Regions from separate parts of the Mus musculus genome. Here regions 1 and 3 are each linked to region 2. The links are chromatin loops, found by intact Hi-C in ENCODE. Cell type or tissue: heart. All regions are shown on one strand.

What was found. A loop is a pair of places that touch in the nucleus more often than their neighbours do. Peaks named below come from ENCODE experiments on the same cell type or tissue, not always from the same donor. Only the 100,000 strongest peaks of a DNase experiment are listed, where the experiment ranks them.
Region 1: a loop joins it to region 2, with 2.9 times the contacts of the local background. A loop is called at or near these places in 4 of 42 quality-filtered maps.
Region 3: a loop joins it to region 2, with 6 times the contacts of the local background. A loop is called at or near these places in 3 of 42 quality-filtered maps.

The regions. Positions count from the first base shown.
Region 1 is chr1:190,126,076-190,131,075 of GRCm38, reverse strand. All of the region lies in intron 4 of Prox1 (prospero homeobox 1), which reads left to right. Among named protein-coding and RNA genes, the nearest start is that of Prox1os, 42 kb to the left of the region's middle. In heart, no CTCF peak of the experiment used is centred here; DNase peaks (open chromatin) are centred at 2,165 and 2,985; H3K27ac peaks cover 4,305 bases.
Region 2 is chr1:190,042,864-190,047,863 of GRCm38, reverse strand. It overlaps Gm39736 (a long non-coding RNA gene), which reads left to right and starts at 2,714. Exons shown (of 2, transcript XR_865850.3): 1 at 2,714-2,930. In heart, a CTCF peak has its summit at 1,885 (motif pointing left); no DNase peak of the experiment used is centred here; H3K27ac peaks cover 1,398 bases.
Region 3 is chr1:190,527,255-190,532,254 of GRCm38, reverse strand. No RefSeq gene overlaps it. Among named protein-coding and RNA genes, the nearest start is that of Gm30815, 64 kb to the right of the region's middle. In heart, a CTCF peak has its summit at 2,934; no DNase peak of the experiment used is centred here; H3K27ac peaks cover 167 bases.

The DNA.
Region 1 (5,000 bases), 83 kb before region 2:
AAATCTATTTGACAAAGTGGCACTCTGGCCAGTTTATCTTGTAATATGGCTTTAGCTCACTGAGTCTATTGATTTTCTTAAATTAATGTTTACAGAATGCTACTGAATTTTGCTCAACAGAACATTGTTCTTTTGTAGCTTTGTTTTAAAATAAAAGGGGGGTGGGGGGAAGACGAGACTATTATGCCATATGTTCTTTTGCTTAAACCAAGGAAACACAGCCCCCTCCCACTCCATGTGTGCATGTGTATTTTTGCTTTAAAAAAAAATTCCTAAGAGTATTTATTCTTCAGATGTTTAAGTAGCTAAATGTGTAGCTAGGAGATAGGTTCACTCTTGGGACCCCGCATTACTCAAGTATTAAAGTAATTGAATCCTCCAAGGGGCCTGAAAGTTGAATGCCCCCTGCAGCATCAGAGGGAGGGAAGGGGGATTTAGGCCTAATTTTAGTTGTTGTGAAAACCTCCCTTTAGTGTGATTCTGGAGGCTGCCCCCGCCTGCACACAGGTAGAGAGAGCATCCAGGACATCCTAATCACATTTACATGCCAGTTGGCCCTTTCTCTCTCTATCACACCCCAAACACAAACACACAAACACACACACACACACACACATGCACACAACCCTCCCTCTGTCTCACACATACACACACACACAAACTCACACACACATGCACGCACACACACAAAACAGGACGCCTTACTCTTAGATCACGGTGCTCAGGGCTAATACATACTCAGACTGTAAAGATGACTCAAAACTGTCTCTTCCCAAGAAAGAACACACTTCCATTCAGCCCCTGACATTACAGAAGGTGAGACTTTGAGTCCCAGTTATGAAATAAGCAAAATAAAATACAAAGCATCTTTCTCCCATGTGTGGACCCAGCCAATAATGTCACCCAAGCAGACTCAAAACCAGGCTCTGCGCATGCTCATTAACCATGGGAAGACGCTTCCCAGGAGGCAGAACTGTGCTCTGAAGTTTCTGTCCACTCTGAGAAGGGTGAGAGAATCCCACAATTCACCAATAGCATCCAAACCTCCCAGTCTTCTGAAAGGCAGGGGAGTCTGGGCTGTCCACACAGCACAACCGCATGCATGGGTGGCATCGTGTGGCCATATTTCATAGGTCCATGATTTCTTGATTCTGCTCCTGGCTGGAGTTAGGGTGACCAAGAAAGAGGCAAGGAGCAACCATACGGTCTCTGTATCTGTTATGGCTGATAGTCTCTGTGAAGAGTACAGCCCCATCTGAGCTCATCCATCTAAGCCCACTCTTGAGCAGTACAGGTCCCCAGCTTACGCCACTGCAGTCAGGAGACAGGCCTCTCCTTGATCAATATTTACTTAACAAACAGCAGGGATGGGCGAGTTTGTTTAGAGGAGTCATGTGCCCACCAGGGTGAAAGGCTCGGAAAGAACTTCAGCGTTGGTCTCTTTCATGGGACCTTTGTGTCCCAGGCATGCCCGTGTTGGGGAGATAGATGCCCTTCTTCCTCTGAACTCTTCCAAAGACGTTCAGAAGTCGTCTGGGAAATGCTTTGGTGTCTCTGCTTGGTGAACTGTCGTGTTCATACATATGGAGGGTTCACGCTGTGTGTTTAGTTTTGAAGAACATTTTAGAGTCTGATTTTTCTCAGCACATCTCTGTGCAGGTTACACATTATGGAAAGGGCCCAAAGATTAATTAAGAGTAACTGTAACATTTTATATATGGATATATATATATGGAAACATACTTACATGTGTGTGTAAAATATATAAAAATATATAATTATATAAGCCCCCCCCAAAAGGCTTTGCAGATTTTCCGAGATGCCTAGCCAGCCCTGTGCCTCAGATGTATTTAACTCTCCTCTTAAATATGAATTCAGCGGTGCCCCCGAAGTTGAGACCACTTTTCTTTCAACTTGCAATTGTTTGCCAGCTCCAGTCCCTGTGACTCAGAGGCATCTGCGGCTAGTTCGAGGGGTTTTGTTTCAGTCAATGGGGAGGGTCTGGGGATGCTGGGGGTGGGGGAGTTATTTATTTATTTGATTTGGTGAGTCCCGGAGTTGTAAAAAGCTGTCTGAAATATTCATGCAGAGCGGTCTGAGAAGCCGGGTTTCTGTTTTATTTACTGCACAGTAGAACAACCACAGCGGATTAGTTCTACAATACCCGTAACAAAAGCCCAACAGCTGATGCATGTGATGTTAGGAGGTGACAAAACAGTTAAAGTATGCTGCTGGCTATGGGCAAGCCAGTCAGCAGATGCAGACAAAAGGCCTGTGACAGGAATAACTCTCTCCAAGGCGAGCAGTGAAGAGTATCCAAAATACCAGCACCCTTTTCTCCTTGACATTGTCTTCTCGAAGTCAGCATTTTATTGCCCTTTTATAGTATTAAAAAAAAAAAAGTGGGGAAGGAGAAAGAAAGAAAACCCACACACGAACGGATTCACCAGAACGCAAGCAGGGGCTCTCCTTTCTCCCCTCTCAGCCACTCCTGTCAACCTTATACGCGTCTTCCGTTTACATGTTGAAGTTTGGGGTGGGGGCTGGGGATTAGCTTACAAGACAACGTGTCCAAAACATCTTCCTTACAAAGACTGGGACCTGGTGATAGGCTGAAGCGGCCATTGGGCGGTGGTTCTTGGGGTTCTTGGGGCTGCAGGGGCGGGAGGGGGCAATGCTTGGCTTGTTTTCTATCCATTTCAGTAAAGATGATTCCATTGGTGAGCTGAGGCCAGTGGGCCAGTTTTTGAAGGGGATCAAGAATGGAGGACTGTCCACTGGGACCTGAGCAAAGGGCAGGGTTATGGTCCCCCCTCCTCCCCTACAAGAGGCTAGTGAGTGAGCTGACCGATGCTTCAGAGGTGTGAAAAATCAGCTTCCCTGTCTCCAGAAAATAGGAGAGACTGTCTTCTTTTTAACCTTTGTAATTCCCCCCTCTATTCTCTGTGACATTCATTCAGCTGCCAAGAGCGTTTGGCAAGGTTTGGGCCAGCGAGCACACTTCCAGTGACCGCTAACCTTGGTATGTCCTGACACTTATGATGAGTGTCTGCAGGACACAGAAGGCAGGCAGCCTGCTATGTCAGGCTTTCATTATGGACTGCAGAGACTGGGGACGGCCAGTTTAATAAAACAAATCACCCTTGAAGGTAAAGCAACTGGGAAGAGGAGGAGGAAGACAGGAGGGGGATGTCTTTGCCACTCAATCCTATGAGAGAGAGAGAGAGAGAGAGAGAGAGAGAGAGAGAGAGAGAGAGAGCACAAAACACCCCCCCCCAGCCAGCCAGTCCACTGCATGTGTGTGCTGCCCAGCTGTGTACTGCGCAGATGTAAACTCTTTTCTTCCATCCTTCAGGAACCCACAAGCCCCCGCTCACTCTGATCAATCAGTAAACGAGAGCAGACAATCAGGATGGAGTTGGTAGATGCTTGTTGGTCATCTCCCCTCAGAGTAGCCAGTGTATTCAAGTACCTCATCATGAGTCTGTCTTCTAAATGTCAAGGCAAGACTATTTGGGGTGAGGCTCCTAGGCTGGGATGCCTTTTTATCAGAGCAAAGTTTCCACTGTCCCCTCCTGAAGAACTCTGGCCAGCCAGCTCCCACAATAGCCTCCTAGGTCTGCCAAAGACTTTGGAAGCCTTTTGTTTTTCCCCTGTGGCATGTCCAAAGGCCTGGCCTCCCCCCTCCCCCGCCCCCGGCCGCCTGCATTGTCTTGCATTCCAGTGACTTGATTGACTGTTGCACCTGATGCTGAGGAGACTCAAGGGTTCACTGTAGAGATTGTTGGGTTCTATTAAAAGAAACCCAGATAAGGGATTACTTGTCACTAAGGGCTTCTCTGCAGATGTTTATTAGTGATTGGAAAGCCATTAGGTGTGAGGAGGTGCCTAAAATATGGGCAATGTCATGATCCTAATCCTGAACCCCGATGCGCCCCCCCAAACATCAGGAAGATGCTGCCTTCCTCAGGTAAATGAAGGTGGAGAGGGGTTCTGAAGAGAGAGCTGAGGCTCTGTTTTCATGAGTGAGATCTCTACCTGTGGGTGGAACACCTCAGCATTCTCTCAGAATAGCCATTGTTACCCCACACTGACCTCTGGAGCCACCATCAAAACAGGAGCTGCTCCAGTATCGGAGGAGCTCCAAGAAGCCTTTTACCCGACACGGTCCTCTGAGTGTGCACTGCCCAGAGCAAGCAGAAAGTTAGCAAGCTGCTTCATCTTGCACAAAGAGGACCCTATTCCCAATAACCAAACCAGCAGCCAGTAACTCTCTTAACCCATTTTATTTACATTGACATTACTGGCTCCCCACACATGGTTTTCCTCAGTTATAGAGACACAGCTGGTCGGGAACTGGTTGCCTGGTCAACCGGCCTTTTATAGAAAGGACTGGATCCTCGCTGCACCCAGGAAGGAAGAAGCAGGAGGATCACACATTCAAGGAAATCTTCTCTGACTACATGCTGAGTTCAAGGCCAGCCAGAGCTACATGAGACCCTGGGTCAGAAAGCAAGGAAGGAAGGAAGGGAGGAAGGGAGAGAGAGGGAGAGGGAGGGAGGGAGGGAGGGAGGAAGAGAGAGAGGGAGGGAGGGAGGGAGAGAGGGAGGGAGGGAGGGAGAGAGGGAGGGAGGGAGGGAGGGAGAGAGAGAGAGAGAGAGAGAGAGAGAGAGAGAGAGAGAGAGAGAGAGAGAGAGAGAGAGAGAATGTAAACTAAATCTAAATAAGTAGTGGAAAAGCATGCAGAGCCCAGCATGTTTTGTCAGAAAGATGTCTTAGTTCACTGGTATCTTTATTTTATGATTTCTCATAGATTTTTTTCATCCATAAAATGTTTTCTAAGATTTGTGTTACTTAAAACTATATCTTTTCATTAATTTGCTTCTTTGAGGCTTTTTGTTTTTTGATTTGTTTTGTTGTAGTGGTACTGAGGATTAAACCTCATGCAGGCCAGGCAAATACCGCACCACTGAGCTGTACCCAGCTCTGGGTTTCTTTCC
Region 2 (5,000 bases):
AAAAGAATGAAAGATGTGGTACGCTGGGCACTTGAGGAATTAAGAGACATAAAATAACATTAAGCTGGAGTAACGTGTGAAGGCGCCAGCCAGGAGCCAGAGTCTAAAGCACCAGCTGAATCTAAATGAGATGGAAGGCAGTTTCTAGGAACGACCTGGGAAGGGAACCGAAGAGCTTTGGAAGTGATCACAAGAAATGTGGGAGGGTGATGATGCCAGGAGTCGGTGAGAGATGTGAAGAGCCACTGGGAAAGGCAGTTTGTCAGTCAGTAAATCATCACTCCCTGAGCCATGTACCAAGCCTTGGGGATGGCGCTGTTGCCATAGTCTATGAGCATGGAAGATGACCCCCACAGACCTTAAATGCCAGCCCTCGGGGGCTGTGTCCTACATGTAATGCCAACTAGATTTCCCCAGAGATTCTTACAACAGCAGTCACTTGACCTTCCCCTGCAAGTCCGGCCCCGCAGAGACTTGCCCAACAATGGTGTGAACCATGAAGGTTTGACCCTGAAGCACAGACTCCGTGACAACAAAGCCAGGAGCGTGAAAAGGCAAAGCAGGAGAAGAAACACTAGGGCTGACTGGAGGAGAGTGGGCAAGGGCTCAGGAAGTGGCCTGCTCAGCAGCACAGCAAACACAAGAAACACTAGGGCTGACTAGAGGAGAGTGGGCCAGGGCTCAGGGAATGGCCTGCTCAGCAGCACAAGCAAACACAAGGACCGGAGTTCAACTCCCAGAACCCCATGAAATGCCAAACATGGCGTGGCAACTTGTGCCTGTTGTCTCAGTGCTGGGGAGACTGGGACAGGAGGCTCCTGGGGCTCTCTGGCTGGCTGGCCTAGCTGAATTGATGAATAACAAGCTCAGTGAAACACCCTGTCTAAAGGGATGATGAGCAATTGAAAAAGACACTGGATATTATACACACACACACACACACACACACCTACAGGCATGCAAACGCATGCACAACCACAAACATGCACACACAGGCACATGCAAACACATTCATGAATGCACAAGCACAATAGGTACAAATTTACACAAGCCTGTGTGTACCCACGGACACATGGGCACACATGCTCCCCAGCTTGGAGAACATTTAATAAATGCGATCTTACTGTCTTTTCACCCTGACCCTGGGCTTCTGAGGAGCACATGCTGACAGGTGTATTTGCTATGGGCACACATGAGAATGGAGCTCTCCTCCATAAACCAAAGGCATGTTTAGCTGTGTTGATGTTTAATTCACCAGTGGTATTTGGTCTCACATTTATTAGACTGAGGGATTACCCTGGGTTTGTAAACTAAATAACCAATCTCAGGAGCTGGTCTTAATTGACTTCCATCCCTCACACATCTTTTTTGGACCTCCTGTTTGAAATTTTGTTTGGAATTTTCAAGCCGAATTTTTCTTGCTAAGCATTCTTTCTCGAGAATCTAGTGGGATCCTCCTCAAAAACAGATCTTAAAGGGCAAGGAATCATATTTGAAAGCAAATTTAATTACCTTTAACTTTTGAAAGTTTCCCAACAAAGCTTGTCTAATTCTCTGACAAGTCCTGGTATCTGTAAATGGGACTGACCAAAAACCAATATTAAAAACAAAAGCAAACAAAAAAAGAAAGAAAAAAAAAAAAACCACAAACTCCCATTCAAGTGTGAAGAGCAAGAAACTATTGCATGAATGTCATCTGCTTGTCTCCCCTGAAGTAAGCCATCCCCTAGCCTTCAGTTGTCCACCTAAGAGTGGACCCATTCCTTAACCCATGCCAGAGACTTAAAAAACAGCTGGTGTCAGCCCCAGGCTTCCTTCTTGGTGGGCTCTGTACCTCTGCCAGGGACCAAAAGTAGATGAGCTGCTGACATCTGCTGGTTGCTTGGCAGAGCAGAGCGTAGGCTCTTTGAAGGGCTTTCTGCTGATTCCTGCTAGCTCCACCTGATTCCTGGAGGCTCCCCCACCAACTAATTCAGTGGGAAGGATCAAATGCAAAGCAAGAAATGTGGGACACTTCTCAAACCCCAGGAAGATGCATGTGGGCCAACAGAAGGAGAAGCAGCCTTCCCTCAAGGCTCACGGTCCTTCTAGGATTTAGAAGGCTTAGATTTGATCTCAACCACAGTGGCCAATGCTGAAACATTAAGGGCACGAGAATGCCTTCTGATTTTCCGTGGACTTGAAAACACTCTACTCTGTCTGGTTGTTCTTTGCCTCACAGATATTTCTCACAAGTTCTCCATTTGTTGGAGATCATAAAGTGGAGAATATTTTCAAGCCCCCTAGAGACTTTTATTTTTTTCTCCTGTCACATGGTGTCCAACCAGGAGTTAGTGCAACCCATGTGATGCCAGATCTTTGCTGGTGAAAATTCTTAGCCTACCTTTGGGGGAAGATGTAGGCTCCCTGCTGTAGATAGGACAAAGGGATCCCCTGTCCCCCAAGGGATGACTGATGCCTGGCAACAAACAACTGATTCCAGAGTATTAGGGACACTTTTTTTGCAAACACAATGGAAATTGGTCGTTATAGTAAAACATTTTATTTTTATAAATGTTTTATTTCTTCCTAGCAGTTAGCACCAAAAAACACACTTGATTTGTTCTCTTGGGTTTCATCTATTTACTCCTCCTGGAGATGTGAATCCTTCCTCCAGAGCATAGAACAGAGGGCTTGCCAGCCTGTCCGCCAGACTGTTGTTCCCAGGAGATGAAACTCAGCTACAAAGTAAAGGTCTGAAAAAGTTACAGAATGCAGCAACTTCCCGCTACAGCGCCCCAGATGGTCTCTGCAGGTGCTTTTCCAAGAGAACCCTGGAAAGCACACAGAAGCGTCCTGTCCAGTGACCCCGTGGAAGCTTTGTGAAGGAGACATGCAGGGCCACCCTGCCACTTCCAGCGGTTCCTGAAAGTAAGCTGGTGTGAGTAGAGGTGAGAGCCCTTCTAACTGTCCCCAGGCAGAAATGCCCATGGGCAAGGCTGTGTGTGCTCTCAGTGCTTGATCCCTGCCCGGGTATGTGAGCGTCTGTAGGGCCTGATGAAATGCGCTAGGCAACTTTCCCTACGCCTCTAGCTAAATGGCTTCCTGAGGAAATGAGAAATGGGCCTGGGGTGGATGGGAAAGAATGAAGAATTCCAGTAAAGAACTAAAAAGAGAGAGAGAGAGAGAGAGAGAGAGAGAGAGAGAAAGAAGAGAAGAGAAGAGAAGAGAAGAGAAGAGGAGAGGAGAGGAGAGGAGAGGAGAGGAGAGGAGAGGAGAGGAGAGGAGAGGAGAGGAGAGGAGAGGAGAGGAGAGGAGAGGAGAGGAGAGGAGAGGAGAGGAGAGGAGAGAAGAGAAAAGAACTTTTGTCTTTGGAACGGGGATTGTCAGATCTGAAACTCCAGGATCACCAATGATTAGAAATATAAGAAGCCATTTTTTTTATTTAAAAAAAAAAAAAGAAAGAAAGAAATAGAAGAGAAAGAAAAGTCCATGGCTCTGAAATTGCCGAGTAAATGCTTAGAAAGTAACAGTTTGGAAGGGAGGGGTTGGGGACACTTGGCACAGAGGGCTCAGAACCTGAGGTGCCTGACTCTGGACTCAACCCAAGCAGGGCAGTCACTTTCTGGCATCCATTAATGTAGTTTATGGTTAAATTACTGGACCCCATGTGGACTGAATGGGCCTCTTTATCTCTGAACAAACAGAGAAGGAAAGAGAATCTTCCCCCACGTCTGGCCCTGTCTGTATTTGTGGACCACACTGTGGGTTTTTCCATCCAGCTGTCAATCTTCCCTTGTTGTGGTTTTGGGGGCGGGGGAAGAGAAAAGGTTCAGAAGCCAGGAGGAGAGACCTGGCTGAGGAGCAGGTCAGAGTCAACTCCACTCTAGTGGGACAGATCATCAGGTGAAGTATGATGGTCAGGCTTCTCTTGAAGAATGAGAGAATTGGGAGCCTCGGGGATTCTGTACTTGCACGGTTCCCATCATAAGACGCACCCCAACTTCACCTCGCTTCCCACAGCAGTGCACAGGATTGTCCTATCATGCACTGCCCCTCATCCAAAACCCTATGGGTCTCAAATGCCATCAATGGTCGCAGGCTCAGCTGGCACAGAAAGCCTTCACAAAATGTCTTTTGCACACAGCAGCAAAGCCAATCAATGACATTGATCGGTTTGATTTTGAAGGTGCCTCTGTGCCCTTAAAGGAAGACCAGATCTTTAAATGCTAAGGCAAAACAGAACGGCCCGTAAGCTACACAAAGGCTTATGAAAACACATCAAGATTTTATGGAAAATAAACTTTCCACGATCTAGTTAGAGCTACAAAAGAATCCTTTAAAGAAATCGCCTGACAATGTCACAGCCACGACTCTGACATGTTGGCTGTTGAAAGAGCTCCCGGGCAGTCTTCTCAGGAGGCCTGGAACATGCCTAGGACGAGGGTTTTTCTTGTTCTGTTTTTCTGTTTGCTCAGGGTACCTTGTGGCGAAAAGCAAAAGCGTTTGTGCCAGCCAGCCCTGAGTTAGACTTCCATGTCCATTACACATTAATATGTAACCTTGAGCGGATGGCAAATGGTCCCCATGCCTCACTTTCTTCATCTATGCCTGGGGACGAAAAGTCGGTAGCACAGAGAGTTTCTATGAAGATAAAATTATGCCTAACAGGGTGCCCACCGCACAGCCATTTCTTTTGAGTGGCTGCAGTTGGTATCAAGGACAGAAAAACAATAGCATCTCCTGGGCTGGCTACAGGCAGTGTACAGCTCTAAGCTCTTGGCTTCCGTGACTCCTTTTACTGAGACTCCGGTGGGGTGGCCTGGGAGATAGGTTAGGGGGTAAAGCGCTTGCTGTGCAAGCAGCAGGACCTGAGTGCAGATCCCAGAACCCAGATAAACACAATGGTATGTCCCTGCCATGCCATGCCAGCCCTGGGCACGGGGGGGAGTCAGGGATCTCTGAGGCTTGCTGGCCAGCCAGGTCAGCTGGAGCAGTTTCAGTAAGAAGCCATGTGGCAA
Region 3 (5,000 bases), 480 kb before region 2:
CCCCACTGTGTCCTTTCTGGGAAAGAGGGAAGTGATCAGGGACAAGGAACATGGTGGAAGAGGTGGACTGTGGGGGACAGACAGTGGAGGGATGAGAGGGGGTGGAAGGGACTGTGACGGGTGGACTATGGAGGATGGATAGTGGCGGAGTGGGCTGGACATGGAGCAGATGGAAGTTCCTCCACTGAGCCATCCCTCCAGCCCTGGACCTTCCATCTGCTCCATGTCCAGCCCACTCTGCCACATTTTGAGTGGCTTGGAATAGACCTCGTTTGGGTAAGTGTGTGTGTAGCAGAAGCTAAACCCAGGGTTCAACCCCAAGCCTCGTATAAACCAGACATGGTGGAAAATGCCTGCAATCCTGGCATGGCGAGGAAGCCGTGAGAAGATCAAGAGTTCAGGGTACCCACAGCTACATGCTGTGTTCAGTACCAGTGTGGGCTGTATGAGACCTTGTCTCAAAAAAGGGAAGATGACCTTTGAATGGGGGGGGGGGCGGGGGTGAGGCAGTAAGAGTAAGAGGCACCTAAATTTGAGGTGAATCTTGACTATAGAGTAAGACTCTTAAGAGGAAGAAAGAAAGAAAGAAAGAAAGAAAGAAAGAAAGAAAGAAAGAAAGAAAGAAAGAAAGAAAGGAAGGAAGGAAGGAAGGAAGGAAGGAAGGAAGAAAGAAAGAAAGAAAGAAAGAAAGAAAGAAAGAAAGAAAGAAAGAAAGAAAGAAAGAAAGAAAACAGAGAAAGAAAGGAAATAAGATGGAAATCAGAATGGAACCGGGTGCTGTTTTGACGCCACGTTGCTAGTGTGGGCTACACAGGCAGGCTCTCCATCTGCCCATGCCTGTGTGTTGGTTTGGTTCTCACAGCATTTCTGTGGGTTGAAAATGCAGTAAGAGGAAATGCTCATCCAAGGACGGAAGTGGACTTCAGTCCCAGGATGAGAGGACTTGGTTGCAATTTTGTTTGATTGTTGCGATTTTGCATTGTCAAAAAAAAAAAAAAAAAAAAAAAGGAAGAAGAAGAAGCTAGGACGTGAGACCGTGTTGGTAGCAACAGGTATGACAAGTGCCCCTGAGTCTAATTAGCCAAGGGCTTCTTGCTACTAGCTAGCATCTTATGTTTACTTCCAGAGCCACGGAAAAAGGAAGTTTTATCCCCACTCTAGATAAACCTCCTGAGTTACAGATACATAGTCAGTCATCCTGCCTGGCTGAGCCACTGTGTGGCTTCCAGCCCTCCCTATAACTCTAATCTGTGCTTTACAAAGGGAAACACCGAGTGTAAACCTGGAAGATAATTTGTAGTGAAAGTGAGACTGGACCTGCTTAGCTGGGTTGTTGTGTGAATTGATGCTGGTGGCTATGACGCCAGTAGAGTTCAGAGCGAAGTATGAGGCTGGGGGCATGGACATGCGATGGGAAGTTGGGCAAACTGGAACCATAGGAGCTTGTTCAGTATATAGCAGGATGGTGGCCTGGAAGCTTGCGCCAGACCAGACACAAAGACATAGGCATGGAGTCAAGGAGCTAGAGCAAGGAGCCCTGGAAACTGAAATATGAAGATGGGGTGAAGCTGAGAGTATGGGACACGGGGGGAGGCTACAAGACTGGAGCTACAGCCAAGGGGCTCCTTTCCTAGCAAGTTTGTGCTCTGGGAAGCGCAGCTCTGCAACGGTAAGGACAGAGAAACGAAAGCAAATGAGCAGATAATAAGCTCAGTTACCACAGCAGCCCTTGGTGCCAAGGTAACACTGCGAGGGGGTGGAGCAGCAGCATGCTGCCTTCTCTGGAGGAGGAAGCACACGGTCTCAGGTTGGAGTCTTAGGTTAGGTTTTCTCAAAGCAGGCCATGGGATGAAGAGTCTCACAGAACTGATGGATTGATGGCCAGCTCTCAGGAACACCATCAGGCTCCTGAGATGAAACCAGAGGATGTCATGGTGGGCAGTTGCAGTCCACTTCCAGGGGGCGCTGTGGAGTCAAATTGCCCTATGGAAGTTGCTATGTCTTGAGGCAAGGGGAGGGTGCTACATCTGTAGTCCAGAAAACCACCTCCTTACAAGGCAAAGGCCCAAAGGTCTCTGTGCGAGTCTCCTCCAGTCAACAAGAACAACCCTGAGGATGTGTGCACCCACAGCAAGGGGTGAATAGAGGCCTGTGCCCTAAATGGTGTCAGTTCTCTTGTTCAGGAACTTGCTGCTTGCGCAAGTCCTAACCCTCAGCACCATGAGTCTTCATTCCTCTGTATACTGCCTTCTATCCAGATTCTATGCTTGTCCACTCTTTCCACTTCCTCCTCCTCCTCCTCCTCCTCCTCCTCCTCCTCCTCCTCCTCCTCCTCCTCCTCCTCTTCTTTCTCCTCTTCTTCTTTCTCCTCCTCTTCTTTCTCCTCTTCCTCTTCCTCTTCTTCCTCCTCCTCTTCTTCCTCCTTCTCTTCCTCCTCCTCCTCTCCTTCCTCCTCCTCCTTATTTCCCATGTATCTAAACTGTCCTTTCCCATGCAGGACCTTTCTTACATGAGAGCAAAAGCCAGGCCACAACACTTGGCACATGCTTAGAGAATAGCATTAGAATATATTGCTTTTAGTTAGGCATGATGGTTGCGCATACCTCTAATTGCAGTGCTCAGGAGGCTGAGGCAGGAGGATTGAGATTTGAAGCCAGTCTGGGCTACACAGTGAGACCCTTTCTCAAACGACTAAGCTAAACTATTGCTTTTATTGCATTTTTTTCTAACGTGTTTATGTTCCTAACAAACCTTGAGATCTTGAAGGGCAGAAAAATCTTTATTATTCATTTATGCACAACCAAGCCGCGTCCTGTGCACCTGGCGTATATTTAAAATAGATGCCAAATAAGAATTTGTTGAACATAGGAATGAAGGCCCTATGACCATGGGATACAGAAAAGTAAAGGGGCCCCCTGCTTCCTATAGAGGGTGCTACGTGCCTGAGAGACTTAGGGTGACAGTTCAAGTTGTCTGCTCCCCTTTGTATGAGACAGTAGAAATCCCCAGTTGAGTTCGACTCTTCAGGGGGATTTGAAATACATTCACCAAAGAAAAATGAAACCCAAGCAAAGATACCCTTGTATGGGCTGTTTGCAGAAGACATCTAACTCCTTCGTGAGCACATCACCTTGTACCTGTGTCCTGCCAATGGACCATGTTGCCTGGTGAACACCTAGGACAACTGGCCACTTGCCTAGATTATCGAAGACATGTGCCTGTAATCAGTGGGCTTCTAGATTTGCAAAGTTGGGAAGGAGGGAGCTTTGGGGTGAGAGGCACAGGGAATATCTGTGACTCTGTACTGCTGGGTGGGGGAGGAACAGGAATATTAAGGCGCTTGGCTAAAGCTGTTTACTCTTCCTAAACGTGAGAAAAATGTATAAAACTAAGTTTTGTTGAGTTAGAACTGTCCAACAAGGTGCTCCGTTTTGAGAGAACATTTAGTGTGCTTTGGAATGTGTCTTGGCATGGTATCAAGGCGGGGCATTTTCATCTCCTGACAGTCCTCTCCAGCCCCTTTGCAGTCAGCCCCTGGCTTTGACCCTTAGTTTGTAGGGGTCTACCTTCTGCCACTGTAAGTCAGTCCCCCCCACCCTACCCTCACCCGGGTGTTTCTTCTGTGTTTCCCCACTTAGCATGCGACTTGGAGATTCAGCCCCTTTGTGTGCTCACCTTGTTTACACCGTGGAGTACTATTGCAAGGTGGCCTCTCCACTCCTGCTTCAGTTCCCTAGTCTGGGGCTGTGATGGACAAAGTTGCTGGGAACATTTGTGCAGAGATCCCTGTGTGGCCTTCTTCTTGGGTTCTTGGGTACGTAAGTATGTAGGTGAGGGCTTACTCTCCTCGGCGCAGACTCCCTGGGTTGCACCGTGTTAGCCTTTATAAGAATTAGTCAAACTACTTTTCAGAATGATCAAAGCACTTTGTTTTCTGAACAGCATGGCAAAGGCTCAAGCTGTGGAGCCTGGCTCTACACTATGGTTCCTTCACCTATTGGGATGACCTGTGCCTGGGATATCTGGTTTCTAGAAGACTAGCCCAGGAAGCTTGCTATGGCACAGACTCTGAGCCCTGCCCTCACTGTCTGTTCAGTGGCTCAAGAAGAAACCTGAAATTTGCAGCACTGGGGCACCAGTAGTCCACAGAACACTCTTGGAGAAACTACTGTGCAGTTCACTAGATATTTTATTTTCCAGAGGAAGAAAAAAAAATCCCCCCAAGTAGGGACATCTGGTATTCTAACAGGGAAATGGCTGCAGTTAACAAATGCCAACATCTGGCTGAGCCAGCTGTTTCTGTCTTACCATTATCTATGGATGCTCTGAATATGCAGAGACAAATGACGTGGGGTGGTGGATTGCGTCCAACTCTTTCTGAAGTGACTTTGAAATGTGTGTTTATTCTTACTTTCTCCTAATATTGCGTTCCAAGAATATATGTCAAGCAAACAGAGAGAGCATGTTTTCTGATAAAAGAAATTCAAGAATCGCCGTGAATCGGCTTTGGCTCTCTCTATGATCCACTGACTCAGAACACTGAGACACACTGTGAAAAGGGATGTGGGTGGTTCTCTGATGCTTTGTGTGTGCAGATATGTAGAGCAGGTGTCAGGATGGGGGGGGGGCTCCTCCCACCTGGAAGCTGCACTTATGTAAAACTCCAGGCTTACCCCCCCCCCAAAAAAACCCATCTGAGAGCTGTCGGAAGAGGTCATTGATTCAGTGTCTCCCCAGGACAAGGGAGAATGATCAACTGTCTGGGCTCTAAAGCTTTTTAGGAAAAAAACAAAAGCAAAGTACAACTTGTTTTAATGGTGGCTTCCTTAGGATTAAGTGTGGTGGGTAGAGGCAATGTGGCCTCAGAGTGGAACCAGAGCTAGCCGCTCTGTTTACTGTTACTGGTTGTGTCTGGGCTAGGTCTGCATGCAAAAAGCCCAGCCAGTGGCCTCCCCTCCTCCCCTCCATCCCTCCTCCCCTCCATCCCTCCTCCCCTCCAT